Regions from separate parts of the Homo sapiens genome. Here region 1 is linked to region 2. A link is a contact called in ENCODE Hi-C or POLR2A ChIA-PET data. All regions are on one chromosome and are shown on one strand. The core of a region is the stretch at or near the end of the contact, and the rest is flanking DNA. Distances in the headings are between cores, read along the strand shown. Region 1 has its middle 58 kb from the start of LINC00598. Region 2 overlaps LOC124903162.

The links. A loop is a pair of places that touch in the nucleus more often than their neighbours do. ChIA-PET counts read pairs that join two places held with the same protein, here RNA polymerase II (POLR2A). Pooled maps may share reads with other maps.
Region 1: a loop to region 2 is called in a map of endothelial cell of umbilical vein, with 9 times the contacts of the local background. The contact joins two enhancer-like sites. A Hi-C loop is called at or near these places in 1 of 168 maps with a recorded cell type or tissue (endothelial cell of umbilical vein) and 2 of 50 pooled maps. POLR2A ChIA-PET finds 5 or more read pairs at or near these places in 1 of 52 experiments (activated CD4-positive, alpha-beta T cell).

Annotation. Positions count from the first base shown.
Region 1 is chr13:40,536,110-40,542,517 of GRCh38, reverse strand. No RefSeq gene overlaps it. Among named protein-coding and RNA genes, the nearest start is that of LINC00598, 58 kb to the right of the region's middle. RefSeq lists enhancers at 689-1,236, 1,237-1,786, 1,787-2,336 and a silencer at 4,652-4,946. Within about 2 kb of position 1,962, at least 7 of the 41 ENCODE cell types and tissues checked have a DNase peak (open chromatin) inside an H3K27ac peak, as active enhancers do; they include endothelial cell of umbilical vein, where a contact is called at or near this core.
Region 2 is chr13:40,187,458-40,194,486 of GRCh38, reverse strand. The region is part of intron 1 of LOC124903162; the gene reads left to right. LINC00332 (long intergenic non-protein coding RNA 332) reads right to left here. Exons shown (of 4, transcript NR_046870.1): 3 at 6,465-6,566; 4 at 5,457-6,028. Among named protein-coding and RNA genes, the nearest start is that of LINC00332, 9.2 kb to the right of the region's middle. Within about 2 kb of position 1,485, at least 11 of the 41 ENCODE cell types and tissues checked have a DNase peak (open chromatin) inside an H3K27ac peak, as active enhancers do; they include endothelial cell of umbilical vein, where a contact is called at or near this core.

The DNA.
Region 1 (6,408 bases), core at 713-3,212, 350 kb before region 2:
TTCTTATGATTTGTTAATACAAATTAGAATCCAGATAACATCCATATTATAATACATTGCTTTTTTTTTTTTTTCTGAGACAGAGTCTTATTCTGTCATCCAGGCTGGAGTGCAGTGGTACAATCTCGGCTCACTGCAACCTCCGCCTTCCAGGTTCAAGCAATTCTCCTGCCTTAGCCTCCCGAGTAGCTGGGATTACAGGTGCACGCCTGGCTAATTTTTTTGTATTTTTAGTAGAGACAGGGTTTCACCATGTTGGCCAGGCTGGTCTTGAACTCCTGACCTCGTGATCTGCCTGCCTCGGCCTCCCAAAGTGCTGGGATTACAGGCGTGAGCCATTATGCCTGGCAATACATTGCTTTTTTTGATATGTATTCTAAGAGTTTTTCTTAGTGTACAGGTCACCCCCATTTTTTTTTTTGGTACTGTTTTTAAGAAACTGTGTCATTTGTAGCGTGTCTCATAGTTTGGACTTTGCTGATTTTATCCTCATGGTGCCATTAGTATATTTCTCTGCCCCTGTGTAACCTGAAAACTAGATCTAGAGGCTTGGTCATATTTAGGTCCAGTCTTTTTTTTCTTTTTTTTTTTCTTTCTTTTTTGGAGATGGAGTCTTGCTCTTGTCACCCAGGCTGGAGTGCAATGGTAAGCTCTCAGCTCACTGCAACCTCCGCCTCCCAGGTTCAAGCGATTCTCCTGCCTCAGCCTCCTGAGTAGCTGGGATTACAGGCACCTGCCACTACACCCAGCTAATTGATGTATTTTTAGTAGAGACAGGGTTTCGCCATGTTGGTCAGGCTGGTCTCGAACTCCTGACTTCAGGTGATCCACCCACCTTGGCCTCCCAAGTGCTGGGATTACAGGCGTGAGCCACTGCGCCTAGCCTAGGTCCAGTCTTTGTCAAGAATACTTTATAGTATTCTGCGACTAGACAGGGTGGGAAGCACATGATGTCCACTTGCCTTTTGTATGATATTAGCAGCCATTGATGACCATTGTTATTGTCATTATTTCATGAAGATTACAAAATGGTGATATTCTAATTCTACCATTTCTTCTTCCTTTTTTTTTGTTTGAGACAGAGTCTTGGTCTGTCTCCCAGGCTGGAGAGCACTGGCGTGATCTCAGCTCACTGCAACCTCTGCCTCCTGGGTTCCAGCTTCAAGTGATTCTCGTGCCTCAGCCTCCCAAGTAGCTGGGACTACAGGCACATGCCAGCACACCCAGCTAATTTTTGTATTTTGAATAGAGATGGGTGTCCGCCATGTTGGCCAGGCTGGTCTTGAACTCCTGACCTCAGGTGATCCGCCTGCCTCAGTCAAAGTGCTGGGATTACAGGCATGAGCCACCATGCCTGGCCCAGTTCTACCATTTCTTCTAAATTCATTAGCTGAAAACTCTTGTGGTTATAATTCCTTGAAATGACTATTTGGATGCCCTATCCTCTATCTTGAATAGCTCCAGGAATGCCCGGAATAATTTCTAGAGTTATTTATCTGCTTTGTATCACTAGTTTTTAAGTTTTCCGCACAGTGTTAGGCTACAGTTGTTGCTTATTAATATTTACAACAACAAGAAAAATAATCATTATGTTCTGAGCACTCTGGGGGCAGGGTCTAACTGAAGCACTCATCAGATCCTCTGAGCTGGAAATTATTATTCATAGACACTATGGCTTTCCACATAAGGTGACAGATTTATCAAACAATCTCTGATCTTCCGTACGGGTTTCTTCCACGCCATTGTCTCCAGTATGGATATGTGGAAGATTTTCCTCTCCTTTAACTTTTTAGGTTTGAAAATATTTCTACCATTAAATGCCTTTCGCTGTGTGAAATAATATGAACCCAGGATAAACATTCAAATAATAGGATGTTGACTATTCCCATTAAAGTTGAAAGAGGAGGCCCATAGCTACAGCATGAGTCATCCCTACTCTGGCCGCTTACTGTGTCAAGTCAGGAATTTAAACAGATCCTTTGCCCCTCACAAAGGCTCCGTTTCCTCCTCAGTAGAATGGGAAAAAATAATACTGGGTCATGACTTTGTGCCAAAGAGGTGTTTCCCACTATAGACCAACTGGAGACAGCTTGGGCAGATGCTGGGGTCTGAAACCTTTTCCAAATAAATATAGGAGAACACCATCAGAGGGAACACGCCCTCCCTGGTGAGATTCCCCATTTTACCTTCTTCGTGGCTTAGTGTCTTCTAAAAGGAAATGATCTAAGTGACTAGATGTGTGAAGGAAATTATTAAACAGAATACTCAAAATTGGCCTTGATATGAGAGAAGAAAGTGTTTAGGGTTTGAAAGACTAATGAGTTTATGCGACATACTAGTCCCTTTCGCAGGAACAGATACTTTTCAGCTGGTTCATAGGCAGGTTTGCATTCTCTCTTGATTGGACGAGGGGGATTATTTCTTGTATATTAGGCTGCTTATGGCTTCTGCTTCCTAGCCCTTGATTCTCTTTCACAATTATCTTCCACAAGCCAGCAGTTTCTATTCCTTTGCACATTTAACTCAGCTATAAGATGATCTGTTTCCCCTCAAAACCCCACCAAAGATTGCTGTTGATTTTCTCGAAGATACAGATACTTTCAGTAAATGTTGACCCGTCTCTGTTGTTTTGAGCTGGAGAGTCAATTTTACACATAGAGTGACTGTGCATCCCAGTTTTCCCAGGACAAACTTACGCTTGTTGCCATACTGTAGTTATTAACAGTACCCTCTTTCACTTTCAAAAGTGTCCTGGTTTGAATGACAAATCACGTGGACACCCTGTTTATACACAATAGTTACCCGTTACTTTTCTTCTATTGCATAAGAGGGAAATGGAAGATCACCCTTAAAATATCACAGTAATAATTGCCTTAGAAAGATCTACTGATGAATGGTAAGTTAGAGGGCAAAAGGGAGAAATAGGATATCTACATAATCAAAGCATCTCCAAATCTACAAAGCATCTCCCCTCAAATATTTTCTAATTATAAAGGGGGAAAAGAATGAGATTACAGTGGAAAAACCTGGAAGATACCACTTTTGCCAAATGATCAAGATTATCATCACCAGTGGTAAGATAAATCGACATCATGTACTTTTTTTTTGAGACAGGGTCTCACTCTGTTGCCCAGGCTGGAGTGCAGTGGTGCCATCTCAGCTCACTGCAACCTCCACCTCCCAGGCTCAAGTGATTCTCGTGCCTCAGCCTCCCTAGTAGCTGGGATTACAGGCACATGCCACCACGCCTGGCTAATTTTTGTATTTTTAGTAGAGACAGGGTTTCACCATGTTGGACAGGCTGGTCTTGAACTCCTGGCCTCAAATGATCCACCCTACTTGGCCTCCCAAAGTGTTGGGATTACAGGCGTGAGCCACCGCGCCTGGCCTGTATATCCATATTGTACCTGCAATAATATAGCACACTGTGTTTCATGTATTACATAACCTGTATATTGCTTAAAGTATGGTTTCTACATTCTGGAAGTTAGGGAAAGGTAAAAAGACCAACGCCTTTTTAGTTGTGCAAACTTGAGTACCAGCTCTGTCCATTATTAGCCATTTGCCTTTGAGGAAATTATTTAAGCTCTTGGGCCTCAGTTTCCTCATATACTTTCTTATATGATGCACTGAAAAGGGCACGTCACCTCTGTGGGAATCTTGCCAGAAATGTATAACCTGTTTAATGGTGAGAAAACACATCAGACAAACCCAAGTTAAGGGATATCCTACAAAATATCTGACTAGGACTCTTACAAATTGTCAAGGTCCTGAAGGACAAGAAAACACAGAGGAACTGTCTCAGCTTGCAGAGCACATGAGGATAAATGCAGCAAAGGATCCTGGATTGGATCTTGAAACAGAAAAAGAAGACATTAGTGGAGAATCTGGTGAAATCCAAGTATAGGTAACAGTATCATACCAGAGTTAATTTCTTGGTTTTGATTATTGTACTATCAGTATGTAAGTCATTAACAGTAGGAGAAGCTGGATGAAGGGTATGTAAAAACTCTCTTTCCTACTTTTTTTTTCCCCAAGACAGAGTCTCACTCTGTTGCCCCAGCTGGAGTTCAGTGTCACTGTCATGGCTCACTGCAGACTCAAACTCCTGCACTCAATGGATTCTCCTGCCCCAGCCTCCCAAGTGTCTGGCATTACAGGTACGCACCACCACACCCAATAATCTTTTTTTTTTTTTTGAGAGGGAGTCTCGCTCTGTTGCCCAGGCTGGAATGCAGTGGCGTGATCTCAACTCGCTGCAATCTCTGCCTCCTGGGTTCAAGCAATTCTCCTGCCTCAGCCTCCCAAGTAGCTGGGACTACAGGAGCCCACCACCACACTTGGATGATTTTTGTATTTTTAGTAGAAATGGGGTTTCACCATGTTGGCCAGGCTTGTCTCGAACTCCTGACCTCAGATGATCTGCCTGCCTCAGCTTCCCAAAGTGCTGGGATTACAGGCATGAATCACCACGTCTGGCCCCAATAATCTTTTATATATATATTATTATTATTATTATTATACTTTAAGTTCTAGGGTACATGTGCACAATGTGTGGGTTTGTTACATATGTATACATGTGCCATATTGGTATGCTGCACCCACCCAATAATCTTTCTATTTTAATTGTTTTGCAGAGATGGGAGTCTCTCTATGTTGGCCAGGCTGGTCTCGAACTCCTGGGCTCAAGAGATCCTCTGGTCTTGGCCTCCCAAAGTGCCAGGATTACAAGCATGAGCCCCCGTGCCAGCTCTTTTAAAAATCAGGAAAGCACAGGAAAAGAGTGAGTGGGTACGCTTGGCTGGAAGTCAAGGGCCTGGCACGGGGTTGTGGAGCCAGGCTCTTCCTGGCGGCGGGGCTGTGGGGAGCTGGATGGCTGGACTGAGGTTACTGAGAGCCCTCCTCAGCCGAGCAGCAGGGGATTTACCCATCAAAGTAATCAGGGACAGAGTCTGAACCTGTCCCCATTGGCTCAAGATAATTAAAAGGGGATGGAAAAAATGTTATCTTTTAAAGGGCTTTGGGAGGTTGAGGCCTTCGCAGGAGAATGGCCAGGAGACTAGTGTGTGCAAAGAGGCAGGCGGATGATCCCCATCCTACAGGGGCATTTATTTTGTGGACACCGGGGTCACCTGGGAAGCAGGTCTGGCCTCAGTTCTCCGGCCTGGGGCACTGTTTGTTCTGTGTCTCGCTTGTGGAATAAAGAGGATTCCTGTTTCAGTGAGGAACCACACCTGCTCAGAGGGAAAATACTCTGCTTGTCAGAATCTTTCACTTTCTGTGAACCAGCTCCTTGGCCTGATAGGGTCACAGGGCCCAGGAGTGGTCAAGGAAGCTTCTGTGAATGTATTGAACGTCAAGAGTGTCCAGGGGGATGTGTGGTGTTTGGCCCGATTCCTGTCATTGCCAGTGGAAATGCCATCTCTGGAGTTTGCCCCAGGTGTTTGTGAAGCAGGTTGGGATTCGGAGCTGAACGCTCCTCTAAAGATATGTGCTGGCTTCTTATGTCATGGCTAGACAGCCCCTGCTGGGCCTGTTTGCTGTCCCTTTCTCTTTGCCCCTGAGTTGTGTCAGGAGATTTGAGGAACTTCTGACTCATCCTAGCAAGTGGCTATGGCCTTTTTGCAAAAAGCTGTGTCCCAAGGGAAGAGGCAAATGTGACCCAGGTAGGTGCCAGCAGTCACATGGCTTGCAGGGATGACAAGCTCAAACAGGACTTGATGGCTGGGTGTGATGGAAACCATAACACATGATTCTTGGGAGCAGGTCCGTGCTGGCTGGCAGGATATTTGGCTCTGTTTGTGTTTGAACAGTCTGACAACAGCCATAAAGCCTAGCAGCTGTGAGGTATTTCAGGTACCGGAGGACTTCTGGACTTCGGTTAACCTTGGGGTCTTGGGAGTAGAACTTTAGCTTTGAATAATTTAAGGGCTTGGCCTGTAACCTCACGCCTGTAACCCCAGCGCTTTGGGAGGCCAAGGTGGGCGGATCACTTGAGGTCAGGAATTAGAGACCAGCCTGGGAAACATAGCGAAACCCCCTCTCTACAAAAAAAAAAAAAAAAAAAAAAAAAAAAAAAAAAAAGAAAGAAAGAAAGAAAAAAAAAAAGAGCCAGGTGTGGGGGCACGTGCCTGTAGTCTTAGCTACTTGGGAGCTGAGGAAGGAGGATTGTGTGAGCCCAGGAGGTCCAGGATACAGTGAGCCATGATTGTGCCACTGCACTCCGGCCTGGGTGGCAAAGCAAGACCCTGTCTCACAAAAATAAAAAATAAAAAAAAAAAAAAAATAAAAAAAGGAAGCAGTGAGACAGCTCTTACTTAGAAAAGGAACCCTTAAGCCCTCTGCATATTCAGTTCTGGAGACTCTGCTAAGAGCAGCCCTTCCATTCATTAATTTCCTGAAGAAATG
Region 2 (7,029 bases), core at 236-2,735:
CAAACAACAAACTCAACCAGATACATCTTCCATGGCCATTGTTCAATGCTGGGAATCTGTGGTTCGGTGCCATGGTAGGGAAGGAAGAGTGACTGTGAGAGGCATTTCCTCACTGAAGATTATAAAGAGCGGGTGAGGCTGGAAGTGGCCGAGCGGAAATGGAGAATAGTGTCTCCCTCCAAATAGGGTGATTCAGAGGGAGTTGATTTGAGGGAAATATGTGACAATGGGAGCCTAACAACTAGAAATCTTGAAACAAAATGAAACAACACACCATTATCAGCACCTAACCAGCCAGGAGCTTCCGTAGAATCCAAGGGTTCCACCCCTTACTACGCGGTAATTAGCCAGACCCATGGATCTTCCGCAGTGTTTCAGCATCCTCACTCAGTGATACATTCTAGTCAACATTCCTCAGGCTGGAAAACTTTTCTCATGTCTCACTTGAATCTCACCTGCTGCAGCTGAAGTTCATTTCTCCTTGCTTTGTTCCGGGGGACATGGAAAAGAACCGGTCGCCGTTTTCTCCTTAAGAATCCTGCGGACATGTGATGAGTTAAAAACACATTTTCCCCTGCCCACCCCTACTTAGCTGTTCAGAACTCTCTGAATTGGTAAATTCTGGAGAAACTCTGTTAAATCTTTATGCTCAGGGGAACAAGATCCAGTTACCAAGCAAAATTAAAGTGCAGCAACAACACCCCTGTTCTGGTTTGTCAAGGAAAACCCTTTGCCTGGACTCTCGATTTCCAAACAGAATGCAGCACAGTTTAAAGAGTATTTTGTTTTCCTTTTCTGGAACCCATTGTGTGTCACGTCAGAGACAATGAGCTGCTCATACAGCTGCAGTTGTCCAAGTATTAAACTTCCCATGCAAGTCCAGGTTAGCTTGGAAGATAGTAAAACCGCTGGGTGAAGTGTGTGTGTCCCCGTGTGTGTGTCTGAGTGTGCGTAGATAGGGGTGCCCGGGGCGGAGGGCTGACTATGCCGTTTTCCAGCTTGAAGCATTCATGGCCTCTTTCTTTCAGGCTCAGGAGGCTGTCCCCACAGCAACACTCACACACTGTGGAACTGAATAATCATTGGCAAGATCTAGGGGACAGTAAGCCAGATTGGGCGGGGAGAGCATTCCATTATTATAACACAATGCCATAATAGGATACAAAATTCTTTTCATATTAATTCTTATACAACAGGAATCTTAAATCTCGACTTTTACAGTGGAAGGGGAGGTAAAATGCAGCCAGCTCTTTGTTGTATTTTTGTAACTAAAGTTATCTGATGCACCTTGGGGGGCCGTGTGGGCCTTAGCTGCCTGTACTCTGCTCCCTCAGTGTCTAGAAAGGCTTTCGTTTCTCCCAAGGAGAAGCATGGAGCTCATTCACACCGCCAGGCTCGGCACCTTCTCTCAGAGTCCTTCCCTGTGTGTGGGTGCTGCTCTTGGGAAACCGTCCCTCCCAGAAGGCTGTGCTCATTCTTCTTGCCCCACGACCAGAGTGCCTTTGAGTGTGGAGACAGACTGTAACCAGGTCTCCTCTGAGGACTTGGGCTTGCAGCGCCTGCAAAGCTGATGGGGACCACACTGGTCTCTGAGTGACATCCAGCCCCCACCCACCCACCCCTGAGGTGATGGCGAGATGCTCACTGCCAGGGCTGTGGAGGACGGGAAGCCCTCCTTCCCGGGCCACTCTTCCTGAGCCTGGCAGAACCCAGCATGTCCCTTGTCCATGTTGTTGACAGGCCAACTCACAGACTGGGCATGGACACTGGGACCCAAAAGCCTGAATGCTATTTCTAACTTGGCTGTGTCCCTGGGCTTTGGTTTCCTACCACAGAGCCTGGGTGGAGAAGTCACTGGGCAGGGGCTCAGCTAGGCGGCTGACTTGGGGTGGATACTGGGAGACGTGGGGATTTCGCTTCATAAAAGTGTAGAAAATGAGTTTAGCAGTCTTTGTGACCTCATCCATCTAACTCCAATCTCTGACTTTGGCCATGGTAGGGATTAAAATATATTCAAATAAACCCCTACAAACTCTGTAGCATTTCAATATGTCTTTGATAGGAATTTAAACTCTTATCCTGAATTCATTCTTGTACTTATTCTTGGAGCATACATTTATTTAGAATATTTCAAGAGAGCCCTTCCTAAAAATCTCTATAAACTTTAAGTGCAAATAAGCTGTGTTTGCCAAGCCTCCAGCCCCCAAGGAGATCAATTCCTTCTCAAGTACCCTACAAGTTTGGGGCTGCCCAGGCAATATTTCAAACCTGTTTAATAACACCTTGTGGGGAAATGATGACACATTTTCTTATTTTCCATTAGTTTTCTATTTGTTCTTTGAATGAAAGAGACTCCATATGTAAATGTGATTATTATTCTCTGAACTTCCTCTGTGCAAGTTGGGTACCAGAATCTCCTGGGTTGTTTGAACAGGATTCAGGCTGGAATTTCAACAGCCAATATCAATGAAGGAAAGCAATAAAATCCATGAAAAATTAACATTGCTAAAGAGTACCACAGGCCCCCCAGGGCTACAACTATGAGGGTCACCAGTAAGTGACCACGATTTAATGAAGTGGCGCTCCCTCTGATTAGGAAGAAGTGGGCCTGGCATCTTCTACAGCATAAATACCGTGTTTCTGAGCATGCCAAGCCAATGCTTTCAGCGTCTGAATTTTCTCCCAGCCTGAGCTGGCAGTGGACAGCAGAGGACATTCCACTGAAATCGGGCCATCGGGAGCTGAAGACAAAGGCAGCTGATTCAAGTGCACCAAATTGGAGTTTCTCTAATCAAATATATTAAACCCACCATCATTCTTGATTGTTTTAATGGGAAGAAAGGGCAGCTGTGGCCTTCATTTTCTAAGCATTTTATTTAGTGCCATGGGGGTTGGAAGAAGGGGAGGGGAGGGAAAAGTGGGTGGGAAAGGAAGAGAGGTAGAGATGGCTAAGAAAGCTACAGGAAGCTAATGTCTTTTGTCTTAAAAGTAAAATGATTTTGCATGCTGTTCAGATCCACACAGAGAGTTCCCAGAGCTGTTACTCACTAAGAAAAACTTGAGATAAGCAGTTGATAAAGCACTTTTTCATAGGAGTAGAAAAGCAGCCCCAGACCAGGGCTTGGAATACTCGGGCAAAGAAATCCTGGTGACTAGCATTAAATGGATCTGCTTCACTAGTTACATGGGAGCCTGCTCAGTGGAGCATTCCCCCCACCTAGCCCCACATATATTTATGCTTTCTATAAAAGGATTTAATTTTCAAGACACTTGCAGGAACTTATCTCCACTCCTTTTATAACCTTCCAGGCTAAGAGCAGAATTCACAAAAGGCTTTTCTCACCATTTGAACAATAGGATTTGAAACTCTAGTTAAGAAACTGATGTCCCAACTTTTTTTTTTTTTTTAAATAGTTTAACAGATGGTCCAAGGGTGATGTTTCCTGGCCAGAGTGCAGTACCACATACAGTGTCTCGGTATGCACCTCCAGCTTCAAAGCCGAGCTTGGGCACGTGATGTCACTTCCTCCAGCTGCTGAGTTGATAACAGGATGAACCTGAACAAGATAGGAACCAGACACTCCACTGTGTAATTAATTATTTCACTCCAATGTAAGGCAGGAGACTTAGGTAGACACTGTTTTAGTACTTGGAGCTTAAATGCACTTTGCAAAGGAACAAAGGTCTGGGAGCTGTGGTGTGGGGCTCACAGGCTCACACAAGCTAACGTGAGTCATCTGGAGAAAGGGCTTTGGAAGCTGGTGCCTGTTACAGCCTGAAGCCAGCCTGTTTCTGAGCTGGAACGTGAAAGGCAGCTGGCTGTGTCAAAGGGGCAGAGAATAAAGCCGCAGTGTAAAATGAAGACACAATTCAGCAAAGAGAAGATGCTATTAAAATGGTTTCTGCTCCTCCAGCTTCTTTTGGAGGGCCCCCTTTTGGAAACAAATGATTCTGTTCTTTAAAAAAAGGAGGTGGAGGTTCCTTTCAGAAAAATGTTATTGGACTCTTTTTAAATGTCCCTATTTGAAGGGAATTAAAGGGAACGGCATAAGGCAGCGTCTATATACTCAGGGGCCATTGTAGCAAGTGACACAATGCCAGCTAAATGAAGCCCTCTGTCCTTTGGAGGAAATCTAATAACACAATCAATCAGCTCCAGTCTCCAGGCATCCATGGTGGGCTGCCAGCCCCTCCAGGGAGGGTCCTTCCTTTGCCACGAGACAGCTGGGCGAGGAAAGCTTTGGGAGAGGAAGAAATTGCCAGTGCATTCCTCCCCACACTCCCTCCCCACTCCCTCTCTCACACACAATGCCCTTTTGTCCCTATGACCCCCATCCCTTAGCATGGCTTGAGCTGGCCTGGAGGCGATTGCCAGGGAGCAGCTCAGCTCCCAGCATCTTCTTCTTGCAGCAGCTCTGTGGGATGGGCCTCCTCCACAGCACTGGAGTTGTGTCAGGAGCTCTGGGGAGGCATCAACTGTTCTCAGCTTGCTCTGGTCTGGAGGGTGCTGAGGATGGCTGTCTCTTTTCATCTATGGATAGTGCCTGGGGCACGGCTGGGGTAGGGGTGGGGGTGAGGGTGGAGAGGACACCAGGCAAGCGATTTAGAGACTGAGTGGCAGCCAAATTTGGTGATGAATTTAGCTACATCACCAAATTTACTGAGTAAGCCTTAGGCAAGTAACCTAACCTCTGCTGTAGCGCATTCTTCTCTGCAAAATTAGAGGCTGGTGGAGTTAACATCCAAGGTCTCTCTCTGGTCCAGTGCTGTGAACCTCTTTTTGGTAACTGAGGAGATAGGATAGGAAACATCGTGGGCTTCTGAGTCAGACAGGCCCTCAGTTTGTATTCTGCCTTCACCACCTGTGGTTTTGTGCAAGGTATAAAACTTGTTTCTCTTTTGAAAAAATATTGGGTTAAGTCGTATCTACTGTATAAAGATGCGTAAGTTTTACGACCCGAATTAAAAGACAGAGTCTGGGATGATGCCCAACACACAGTACATCCTTCTAAACATCAGCTTTCCTTGTAACCCATCTGACATTGAATGTCAAACAACTGCTTAATAAAAATCCACATTAGTTAAAGAGGCTTGAAATTTGAAAACAAATTATATAGCACTTCCATGTCATAGGTTACAGTTCCTAGACATTTCAATATCAGAGACAAGTAAAGTTGGAAAAACAACAACAACAACAACAAATCAATCAGGATTGGTAGCAAGGTAGAATTGCCAGCTTTTAAAATTTTGGCCAAGTAAGTTTGTTAAAGCAAAAGTCTCATCTGCTCTCATTATCCTTTCAAAAACAAGGTCACAGTGACTAATCAATCTTCACTAGGGATGGACACTTGTCCTAATTAAACAGACATATGTAGGTCACATATGTATTCTTATTATACATCCAATGCATATGAGCATTGTCCTTCCATTCCCTGCTATTTACAATTCACTGTGCGTGTGTGACAGTTTGTCCCATTCTGCTACCAAGATGGGGCTGTTAGTGGGAAACCATGGTCTTCATAAGTAAACTTATTTATGTACTTTTATGTGTAAAGTAGCCTCTGCTACTTTCCTTCTTTTCCCTTTTTACTTTTCTCTCTAAGACCCCTACCCCTGTGTACACCCCCGTGTGTGTTTACAAACACACATAACGCTTATGGTGCATTGGGCGCCCAATCTACCCCAATTTTTTCAGAAATAAGCCAACTGAATCGCAAGTGCCATACATTTTGATTCTGTACCCTTTCCCCCTCCTCCTTGAAGTCAAACGGAAAAAGTTGCTCCTTCCCTTTCCTCGGGAGCCTACTGAGCCTTCTCTAGGAGAGAGGGCCCTCCTTTCTTTAGCCTCCACTGGGTTTCGGGGCTGCCTGGCTGTGCTGACCCTTCTGGGCAGAGAACAAGGTACACAGAAAGCACAGCAGCCTCCTCCCTTCCCCTCCTGTGGCTTCAGTGGGCTTGGGGCATCTGCAGGGCTTCCCGCCGTCTCCTCGTCTCAGCGGCAACTTCTCCTCCTGTCCTGGCAGGAGTCCTAGGAAAGAAGGGCTTTTGAGTCAGTCGGTTTGTCTCCGTGCTCCTTTCCTTCTTGGTAGGAGAAGGCAGGCGACCTCTGGGCAGACGCCTGGGCTGCTTTCATGAGCTGGGAATCTGCACCGTCGCCCCCAGCTTGGAGTCGGGGGCGAGGGCTAAGCGTGCGGGAGTGGGATGGGAAACTGGACTGCTCTCCACCTCCTACTGATTTGAGTTCTCACACTGCGACCTCATGTGTTGTGAATTATAGAAATGCCAGACACACCCACAATTAAATATAAGCACCCAAAGGCTTTTGAACGCCAGTGTTAAGGGACTTTGAATGCTCCCTTGTTCGCGCCGCCTCCACACGGCTCACTTCCCTTACACCCAGTGGGGTGGAGCTTCTACCAGCTTGCACCCCACTGCGCTGGCCTGTTTCTGCTGCTTTCCTTTACCTTTCTGCCGCCAGGAACACGCCAGGCCGTGCTGGGATCGCATTTTCCTTGCAAGGGCAGTGACCCTTTTGTAGATATATTTCGTCTCTATGGGAGGTCTCTCTATGGTCAGAAAGGAACACACAGAAAATCCATTAAGCCCAATATCCAATCTCTTTCTGGGGTAATAGATGTCAGCGCTACTCGCTGAGATCTGAGTGAGAAATCTGCAGCCTCCTGGAGCTGAGTGCGGCTGAACTCATTGATCCAGCTGGCGGGCCACACGGACATGCAGCACGGTGCTACCTCTCTCCTCAAGGGGCCCAGACCCTGCAATACGCAGGTGGCAGTCACGCACAGAGGGTGGCCAGGGACTTCGCCTCTTCTGTCTGTTCCCTCCCCCACCCCCTGCTGTTTAGTGGAGCAGGTTCTGGCAATGCATGGGGGAAGGAGCCAGCAAGGAAGTGGGGTGGGGTGCACGTTTAAGCTGGGCTTTATCTTTTTTGGGCTTGTAAGTCTCTTTTGAAGTGATTTGGACCATAAAGAACAACGGTGCTTGTTTTTCATTTGGGAGGCTTCAGTTCTA